2 separate regions of the Homo sapiens genome follow, and region 2 is linked to region 1. The links are chromatin contacts, found by Hi-C or POLR2A ChIA-PET in ENCODE. All regions are on one chromosome and are shown on one strand. The core of a region is the stretch at or near the end of the contact, and the rest is flanking DNA. Distances in the headings are between cores, read along the strand shown.

Evidence for each region. Hi-C counts contacts between places; a loop is a spot of excess contacts on that map. ChIA-PET counts read pairs that join two places held with the same protein, here RNA polymerase II (POLR2A). Pooled maps may share reads with other maps.
Region 2: a loop to region 1 is called in a pooled map, with 6 times the contacts of the local background. The contact joins the promoter of ZNF263 here to the promoter of HMOX2 in region 1. A Hi-C loop is called at or near these places in 4 of 50 pooled maps. POLR2A ChIA-PET finds 5 or more read pairs at or near these places in 2 of 52 experiments (CD4-positive, alpha-beta T cell and activated CD4-positive, alpha-beta T cell).

What each region holds. Positions count from the first base shown.
Region 1 is chr16:4,474,884-4,479,843 of GRCh38, reverse strand. HMOX2 (heme oxygenase 2) reads right to left here and starts at 3,446. Exons shown (of 6, transcript NM_002134.4): 1 at 3,357-3,446. It overlaps LOC124903636 (a long non-coding RNA gene), which reads left to right. Exons shown (of 3, transcript XR_007064964.1): 3 at 283-580. It also overlaps a transcript of NMRAL1 not described here. RefSeq lists an enhancer at 3,149-3,650.
Region 2 is chr16:3,281,400-3,286,359 of GRCh38, reverse strand. It overlaps ZNF263 (zinc finger protein 263), which reads right to left and starts at 2,869. Exons shown (of 6, transcript NM_005741.5): 1 at 2,155-2,869; 2 at 1,121-1,301; 3 at 606-679; 4 at 211-337. The coding sequence starts at 2,541. RefSeq lists enhancers at 1,877-2,380, 3,091-3,280, 3,391-3,896 and a silencer at 2,561-2,720.

The sequences.
Region 1 (4,960 bases), core at 2,197-4,696:
TCGCTTGAACCCAGGAGGCGGAGGTTGCAGTGAGCTGAGATTGTGCCACCACACTCCAGCCTGGGTGACAGAGCAAGACTGTCTCAAAAAAAAAAAAAAAAAAAAAAAAAAAAAAAATAGAATAAGAAAAAGGCAGGCTGGGTACAAGATACTAGTCTGTTATGCCATTCTTCCCCACAGCCTTTTTAAAGTTACTGAGAACTATGACAGTAATTAGGCCTATAATACTCCTGGGAAGGAAACGAATCTATCTGTGAAACAAAAATTAATTTTTTCCCTAAGCTGAGTGAAGAGAATATCCACTTTGTTGGCTTCTGACATACACACTGACAGCACAGTTCACCAGACAACAATCACTCTTCTGGCGTCCCTTTCCCCAGGTATTCTATTCGCTTACTGCTCTATCTTCCCTGCCAGTCCACTCCCTCCTCTTTCCAGCCTGTGCCTTAGACAAGGACCCCAAACAAGGATCACCTGGGAAACTCCAAAAAACAGATTCCTAGTCATAATCCCAATTTTACCAAAAAAGAAGCGTTTGGAAACCCCTTAGATCGACAAGCAGCATCCAAAGACACCAAAAACTTAGGCTCATCAAGTATTAACTTCCTGCCTCAGCCTCCCAAGTAGCTGAGATTACAGGTATGTGCTAGCATCCTACTTATTGTTCACTCTGATAGAATTTTTTTTTCTTTGAGATGAAGTTTTGCTCTTGTCGCCCAGGCTGGAGTGCAATGGCATGATCTTGGCTCACTGAAACCTCTGCCTCCCAGGTTCAAGCAATTCTCCTTGCTCAGCCTCCCGAGTAGCTGGGATTACAGGCTACTTTTTGCAAGGCTAATTTTTGTATTTTTAGTAGAGACGGGGTTTCACAATGTTAGCCAGGCTGGTCTCGAACTCCTGACCTCAGGTGATCCACCCGCCTTGGTCTCCCAAAGTGCTGGGATTACAGGCGTGAGCCACCGCACCCAGTCTAGGTCAAGTTTTTCATCTCTTTCCTTTCCAAGGAGTTAAAGCTGAATTTCAAATTTTACAGTGAAATACACAATTCTAATTTTCTTTCTTTCTTTTTTTTTTTTTTGAGATGCAGTTTTGCTCCTGTTGCCCAGGCTGGAATGCAGTGGCACAATCTTGGCTCATCGCAACCTCTGCCTCCCAGGTTCAAGTGATTCTCCTGCCTCGGCCTCCCAAGTAGCTCGGATTACAGGCACACACCACCATGCCCAGCTAATTTTTGTATTATTATTATTTTTTTCTTAGTAGAGATGGGGTTTTTCCATGTTGGTCAGGCTGGTCTCTATCTCCCGACCTCAGGTGATCCGCCCATCTCGGCCTCCCAAAGTGCTGGGATCACAAGCATGAGCCACTGCACCGGGCCCACAATTCTAATTTTCAAATATATCTTCCTCCTGGAGGAGTGATATTCCAGTTTTGGGTGCAATCCTGATGTAGAGCCCAACTGTCCTGTGAAGAGAGTCAGCTGTTAAAAGGAAACCAAAAAATCAAGGTAGCTCTAGCTGTCCAATTTTACAAGTTTTCAACAGACTTGATGAGGGGTGAGCTAAAGGCGGTCAATGCTTTATTGTCTGTAACTCACTGGCACTGGCATTTCTAGAGTTGCTCACGTTCCCCCTTTTGGTGACTCACAGCACTTCAACATGTTGCCACAGCCAAGGAAAAAAGGAAATCAAGTCAGACAATGGAGGAATCACAGGATTTCCCTCTTCACATCCCCAGGTAGATGAGGTCATTCAATGAGTGTGTTTCCAAGGCTCCACAAATTCCCACACCCTCACCAGTGTTTAAACCTGAATGTTTTATCTGATAACTTTTTCTAATTTCACCAAGTAAGCTTATATATGTCTTAACTGTGAACTCCTGATAAGCACAAATTTTGTCTTGTGATAATTTATTTTTTTCTTTTTTGAGACAGGGTCTCACTCTGTCACCCAGGCTGGAGTGCAGTGATGCGATCTCAGCTCACTGCAATCTCCACTTCGTGGGCTCAAGTGATCCTCCAACCTCAAACTCCCCAGTAGCTGGGATTACAGACACGCGCCACCCCGCCCGTTTAACTTTTTTGTATTTTTAGTAGAGACGGGGTTTCACCATGTTGGCCAGGCTGATCTCGAACTCCTGACCTCAGGTGATCCGCCTGCCTCGGCCTCCCAAAGTGCTGGGATTACAGGAGTGAGCCACTGCACCGGCCAGCGTTTCTTTCTTCAATCACACTCCACCTTGTCTGGTTTGTAGCGCCATCAACAAAACACAGTACGTAAGGATGGACAGCCACAGGCCACGACAACCGGCTCATCAGAAGCGATTTTTTTTTTTTTTTTTTTTTTTTTTAGATGGAGTCTTGCTCTGTCGCCCAGGCTGGAGTGCAATGGCGTGATCTCGGCTCACTGCAACCTCTGCCTCCCGGGTTCAAGCGATTCTCCTGCCTCAGCCTCCTAAGTAGCTGGAGCTACAGGCTCACGTTACCATGCCCGGCTGATTTTTGTATTTTTAGTAGAGACGGGGTTTCACTATGTTGGCCAGGCTGGTCTCGGACTCCTGACCTCAAGCAATCCGCCCGCCCTGGCCTCCCAAAGTGCTGGAATTACAGGCGTGAGCCACCGACCCGGCCCAGACGCGATTTAAATGGCATGACACAGGCAGGCCTCGTGCAAAGACTGCAAGGAGGTCCCGGCAGCTTTTGCAGGGCAATTAATCCACCCAGAGCACTGCGCTCAGAAAGTAATAGGTAAACCCGCGTCCGGACTAACCGGCTGCCCCCACACTTGATCCCTCCCAGTCCGACTCTGCTCCAGGGCGTACCAGGGTTCACTCGTGAAGTCACGACACCCACTCAAGGGGCACTTCCTATAGAGATAAGGGCATTAGAGGAAGGGCAGAGCCCCGGTCAATGCCAACAGCCCGGGAAACAGCCAAGCCGGGCTCCAATCTCTGCCGGCATCCCCTGTCTGCACCGCCGACGCCCCCAGCTACGACCCCGGGGGTCACCTCGCCCAGCATAGCCGTGACGCTGGGAGAGGGTGGGCCCAACGGGGACGCCAAAGAGAGCCATTCAGGCCTCCCCGCGCCCCCGGGGAGACGACTTCTGGAGAGCGGCGTCCGCGGTTTCGCCCTCCCCTGACAGCCCCTCCACGCCCTTCTTCGTCCTTCTGCCCGGCCTCACCCAGCTTCCGGCCGCCCCCGGCCGGGTCTCCCCTCAGACCGGCGCAGGGGACCCAAAGGGCTGTGGCCCGGCCAAGCCCAGGTCCGAAGGCCTGGACCGAGGCAGGGCCCGCGAAGGACGCAGCGCGGTCCGAGAAGCCGGGCGGAAGGAAGGCCCCGGGAGGGCGCGGACAGCTCACCTGCCGCAGGTCGCTGTCGCCTGTCCGCCAGCCTCCAGTCAGCGTGCCCGTCAGCGACTCCCTCAGGCGCCGCAGTCCCTGCAGCCCAGCGGACTGGCGCGAGGCCGGCGCAACGTGGGCACGCAGCGCGGGGCGGGGCCTAGAGATGACACGCCCCTTGTAGCTGACACGCCCTTGCCGGGGGCGGGAAGCGGAGTATGTGGCTTTCCCCAGGTCTCTGGAGGTTGCAGGCTCAGGCTCTGCTCAGCGGGGTAAGTAGGCGTGCTTCGGCAGGAACACTAGTGTTCACAAGAGCCGAGGTGTGTGAGGGTGCCTCAGGGTTGAGCACTTTTCTTCCCCAGTGTGGTTTAATCCTTGTACATCCACTCAGTGATGTAAGAAATAGGGTTGTCAACCGTGGCACCACCCACTTGGTCACTTGCCAATGCAATCTGCGAAACTGAGTCTCAACTCTGACACCTCGGTTACCAGTCTTGTATCTGATCTCCCTGTTGCATTATTCGCATTCTTCAAACAGCGGCCAGAATGACAGAATGATTTTTCTTTTTTTGAGACCGAGTTTTGCTCGTCGCCCAGGCTGGAGTGCAATGACGTGATCTCGGCTCACTGCAACCCCCTTCTCCCGGGTTCAAGCGATTCTCCTGCCTTAACCTCCCGAATAGCTGGGATTACAAGCGCCTGCCACCACGCCCGGCTAATTTTTGTATTTTTAGTAGAGACGGGGGTTTCACCATGTTGGCCAGGCTGGTCTCGAACTCCTGAGCTCAGGTGATCCACCCGCCTCGGCCTCCCAAATCACTGCAATTACAGGCCACCGCACCCAGCCCAGAGTCATTTTTTAGTTTTACTGAACACAAAGAAATTACTGAAATCGTGGGCCGGGTGTGGTGGCTCATGTCTGTAATCCCAGCACTTTGGGAGCCTGAGGCGGGAAGATCACTTGAGGTCAGCAGTTCGAGACCAGCCTGGCCAGCATGTTGAAACCCCGTCTCTACCAAAAATACAAAAAAATTTTAGCCGGGCATGGTGGCTCCTGCCTGTAATCCCAGCTACTCAGGAAACTGAGGCAGGAGAATCACTTGAACCCAAGAGGCGGAAGTTGCAGTGAGCCAAGATCGCACCACCACTGCACTCCAGCCTGGGCCACAGAGCAAGACTCCACCTTGAAAACAAAAAACAAAAACAAAAAAAAACTGAAATCAGTGCAAGTAGCAGCAACTTCAGAAGTGAGTTAGGGCTGGGCACGGTGGCTCCCACCTGTACTCCCAGCACTTTGGGAGGCTGAGGTGGGTGGATCACTTTAAGTCAGGAGTTCGAGACCTGCCTGGTCAACCTGGTGAAACCCCGTCTCTACTAAAAAATACAAAAATTAGCCGGGCTTGGTGGCACATGCTTGTAATCCCAGCTACTCGGGAGGCTGAGGCAGGAGAATCTCTTGAACCCGGGGGGCGGAGGTTGCAGTAAGCCGAGATCGCGCCACTGCACACCAGCCTGGGCGACGGACCAAGACACTGTCTCAAAAAAATAAAAATAATAAAATTTTAAAAGTGAGTTAGGCAAAGAAAATATCAAGCGGACAAGGCCTCAAGGGATAAGACTCATGG
Region 2 (4,960 bases), core at 1,620-4,119, 1.2 Mb after region 1:
GGCAGCTGGGACTCCAGTCCCGGGCTGCCTGTGCCAACTGTACCACTTGGCAGATACATGACTCTCGTACAGGGGACTTTAGACAAAGGGAAGTCTCCTGTGGAGGCTTCTTGGCAAAACTCAGAGTCTGTGTCCAGGAGGTGAATGAATAACGGGCAGGACCCTGGTCAGAAATGGCGCAGTCATCATCCCTGGAAAAGAAGTCCTTACCCAGTGAGTCCACATTCTCATAACTCTCCTGCACCGTGTCCCTGGAGAGGGCCCTCTTACTAGGATCCTGATGCCCCCACTCCTCCTGGGAGATGTACATTGCCACGTCCTCTAAGCTCTCAGGCAACTGAAACAGCACAAGATCTCCTTTAGCCCCTGATGCACCAAGAACAATTCAAGCAGAGTCATGGGTTAAAGGGGCAAAATCCAGGGATGCCAAGCACATGTCAGGGGGGAAGAAGGGTATCAGGCCTCCAAGTGAGGTGTGAAATAGACAAAGCAGTGGGGGAGACGCTGTGGTAAGGGACAAAGGACCTTCCACATGGAGAACCCCCACCCCCAACACTCAGGGGAGGAAGGGTGCTGGGGGGAGACAATGGAAACTTCCACATCACCTGGGGCCCAGTCATCTCCTTGTCTTCCATGTTCCCTTCAGGAGGAAAAAGAGAAAGCCAGGGAGCAGATAATGCTGAAGGTGACAGAAATTATAATGAGAATGGCATTCCTAACTCTTGGCAACCCAAGGATTATTAAAACACAGTATCCATTCCCCAACACCCAGCCTCTGCTTTTGGGAATGACGCTAAACTGCACAGAGGCCTAATCAGCTGATATCCAAAATGACAGGGTGAGAGGGAAGGAGTACCAAGAGTAGCACTCCAAACCCTGCGTCATTCAAGTGGTTCTAAATCGCCTCTGTTCTGCATAAAAAAGGGCTCTACTGAGACTCCCTTCCCTTCCCCCAGCCCCAGGAGAACCCACACCACCAACTGCAGGTCTTTCATTCCACAGGTGAGAACCTGATCTTCAGAAATTCCTTCTCCTTCGCATCATTGCTACATCCAGCTAGTGTCGGGGGCAACCCCCAAGCCCCTCCTCCCTCCCACCTGCCCAGATAACTGTGCCTCACCCCTCTCCTTTACAGCCTGGGGGTCCCTTTGGGGGCTGGGGCCTAGCAGCTCCTGCAGCCTGGGGCCAGGGCTTCGCTCAGTCTCCATTGGCTCCAGCTTGAAGCTCGGTGACTCTCGTGCTGTTTCCAGAGGCAAAGGCTCCTCCAAAAGCACTTCTGTTCCCCGCCCATGGTTTGTGACCTGGGAACCAACCCACATCACTCATCATCACAACAGGGCCCAAGAGGAAGGGAAATTAGTATAGGATACTGAGAGCAAACCTTCAACAGAGAACCTCAGGCGATCCCTTTGGGCCCAGGTAACAGAAAAATGGTTTACACTAAAGGCTTTTTTGATCCCATGTGCAGGGGGAGGGGTTAGGGAAAGGGCCCACTCCCAGAGCACACCTTCCCCACACAGCTCTTAAGATACACCTCACTCCCTTTTGCTCTCCCCACCTTTTCTAGGTGCTTCTATTCCTCACTATAGGATAGGCTAAATTGGGGTAGCCCTGGGGACCAATGACCTCAGGGCCTCGGTGCCAAATTATCTTTCAAAGTTCACAATTAACGGAGGCCCAGCTTTGCAGAGAAGACCAGACCGTGGACCCTAACATAACAACAGGTAACAAGTACTAAGCACTCATAAGCTAGTAGTGTTCACAACTTTACATGCTGCTCTCCCTCTAAGCCCTAGAAAGTATGTTAATATCCTCATTTTACGAATAGGAAAACAGGCCGAAAGAGATCAAGTAACTTGCCAAAGTAACAAAGCTAGTACTAGCAGATTGAGGATTTGAACGCTGGCGATCTAACTCCATGGCTAACACTAACTGTTGCAGGGACACCGCCTCCGCGTGGAAACAGGGCACTCTTCACTGCTTTCGTTCATTTGGGGGAAAATCTGGAGGATGAGTGTTCCAGGTTAAATCACAAGTCCTCTTCCCCACGTAAGGTCTACTCAGGGCAATTTACTTGAATTCGACCGGGGGCGCAATGTCCCAGTGCTCAGGGCTAAACAAACCACAGATAAAACAGCTCTCTCTCTCTCTCACCTGTTGTCTCAGTCTCCCAAGCTCTCTCTGCATATCCTCCACAAGGGTCACCGCTTCTTCGCCGCTCTCCGGATGCAGCTCCTGCACCCTGCTCTGGATCTCCTGGGGCAGGATGGTCAGGAACTGCTCTAACACCAGCAGCTCCAAGATCTGCTCCTTCGTGCGCATCTCAGGCCGAAGCCACCCATGGCAAAGCTCTTGGAGCCGGCTGAGGGCTTCCCGGGGACCAGCTGCCTCTTGGAAGCGGAACCGTCTGAAGCGCAAGTGGGAGGCCTCGGGGCTCGGTCCTGGGTCAGGTGGGGGCAGCTCCTGGCTCCAGGCGCAGTCCTCCTCCAGCTTCACTATCAGGAGCCCTTCCCGTTCCTGGGAGCCCGGGCCCGACGCCATCGTCAGGTCTCCAGAGCGCCTTAGCCCGAAACCAGCCGTGCCCGCCTACGAAGGCGCCCTGAACCCATGTAAGGTTGGACGGCGCCAGCAGGAGCCCGGGGCCGGGGGCTCCCAGTCCAGGCCGAGGAGCCCCGCTCCAGCCCAGGCGCGGCCGGCTCCGGCGCCTAGGCCTCAGTCGGTCCCAGGCGCCGCCACGCCGGCCCCGTGGCCCATCTGCGCCAGGACTTCCCCGAGGCAGGAACCGAGCGCCACGCTTCTCACCCTATATAGAGGACCCACGCAAGACTCAGACCTCTGCTCCCACGCCGGAAATCTCAGCGCGCAAGTTAGGCGTCCACAAGCCCACGGCGCCTGCTCGTGACCAATTTCCGGGTCACGTTTTGCGAACTCCAGCGCCCATTAGGTCAGGTTTCTCCACACACTCACCGCCTACCAATGAGAAGGGAAGATTGGCCTACGGGGACTGGATGAGCGAGGGACCAATTGGAGACGAGAGGCGGGGCCACGGGGCGCGCCCTGAAATTCTGGGAGTGACTGGGGGCAGGGCAGCTGGATCCAAGCGAAGAAAACAAGCCTGAGGTCGTTGTGACTGGCGGGCAACCTGGGTTAGAATTACTCCGGAGCGCTTGGGAAAACGCAGATCCCAGGGCCACGCGCTCTCCAGTGCGTCAGTGTCGGGGTGAGACCCGGAAATCTGAATTGTTAATCAGCTTCCCCGGATGAATCCTTTCCCAAGCCAGGCCCCACCCGCTTCGGCTACTCTGGGCTGGCTGAAGATGGTCCCATTGGCCCCTGCGGCCTCGTCGGCTCCGGAAGCCAGGGGCTCCTCGGCATGTCGGGGAGGCCAGGGAGCTAGCCGCCCGCCCAGTCAGTGGCGCCGCGTGGCCTGCTGCGCGGGGCCTGCTGGGAGATGCAGTCCGCGGCGCGGCCTCGCGACTGCGCGTGCGCCCTGGGCGAGCGCCCAAGAGCCCGGCGGTTCTGAAACCCCGAGTCCCGCGGAGAACCCTGCTGGGCTTTGGGCTCGCTTCTGCGGCTGGACGTCCCAGAGGAGCGCTCGGGTCTGGGTTCGCGGCACCTGCTTCCGATTTTAGACCGAATTTTAAATCTGCCCGAGATGTGCAGCGCCTGCAGTTCATTCTCCAAGTTTCAGTCTCTTACCCAGCCCTGCAAGGGCGGGATCTGCCTCCAGCTCCGCCGTGGACTGTGATAGTTGGGGGCGAGTGGCAGGAGGGCCGCAGGGCCGATTCCCTATTGGGCGCGGTTGTGGGCTTTGTGTCGGTGAGCGGGGCTGCCCAGTTGTGAGGCGGCCCAGGTCCTCCGGGCCATGAGATCCGCAAATGGAAGCGTCCTGGGATAGAATGTGACAATCAGTTACCGTGTATTGAGCGTTTATATGCAGATCGATCCTGAAAACACGTTAGTATGAAGCAGATGCTATTAGCAGCCCCTTCCTACAGGTGGTGGCACTGAAGTCATTTACTTGGGTCACACAGCTAGTCTGTCGTCAAAGGTGAGGCTACCATGATAGTAGAGGGTAATATGGGATTAAAGGGGTTTGTGATGACTAAGTGAAAAGAGTACTGATATTTTAGTTTTTTTCTTTTTTTTTTTTTTCCGAGACGGAGTTTCGCTCTTGTTGCCCAGGCTGGAGTGCAATGGCGCAGTCTCGGCTCACTGAAACCTCCCCCTCCCGGGTTCAAGCGATTCTCCTGCCTCAGCCTCCTGAGTAGCCGGGATTACAAGCGCCCACCACCACGCCCGGCTAATTTTTGTATTTTTAGTAGAGACGGGGTTTCACCATGTTGGCCAGGCTGGTCTCAAATTCCTCACCTCGAGTGATCTGCCCGCCTTAGCCTCCCACTGTGCTGGGATTACAGGCGTGAGCCACCACGCCTGGCCTTTTTTAAAAATTTTATTCCAGGGAAGATGACAGATCCACAGGCTGTCGTGGCAGATGCAGAGCCAGCGACCCCATAGCACTCAAGGTCCAGTTTGGAAAGCCTTGTTTGCTCCCTAGGACCATTCTGGTGGTTTTAGGCATTCCTGTTCTTTTGTTTTTGAGATAGGGTCTTGCTCTGTCGCCCAGGCTGAAGTGCAATGGCACGATCATTGGACATTCCTATTTCAAGAGACATAGATTCTAGACTCATAACCAATTGCAGAAGACTCTAGCCTCAAAACCACTTTTCTCTGACATTTACTATGTAATCTCAGGCAACTTATGTAATCTCACTAAACCCCAAACTTCAGTTTCCTCATTTGTTTTGAGGGACTACTATACGCACCTCACCTCATATCACTGGGTTAGGATGAAATGAGCGGAGCTACACAGGATGCTTAGAACAGTACCTGGCACATAGTATGAATCCGATAAATAGTAGCTGTTACGCATGCACAGCAAGTTCCTGAATGTGTGCCT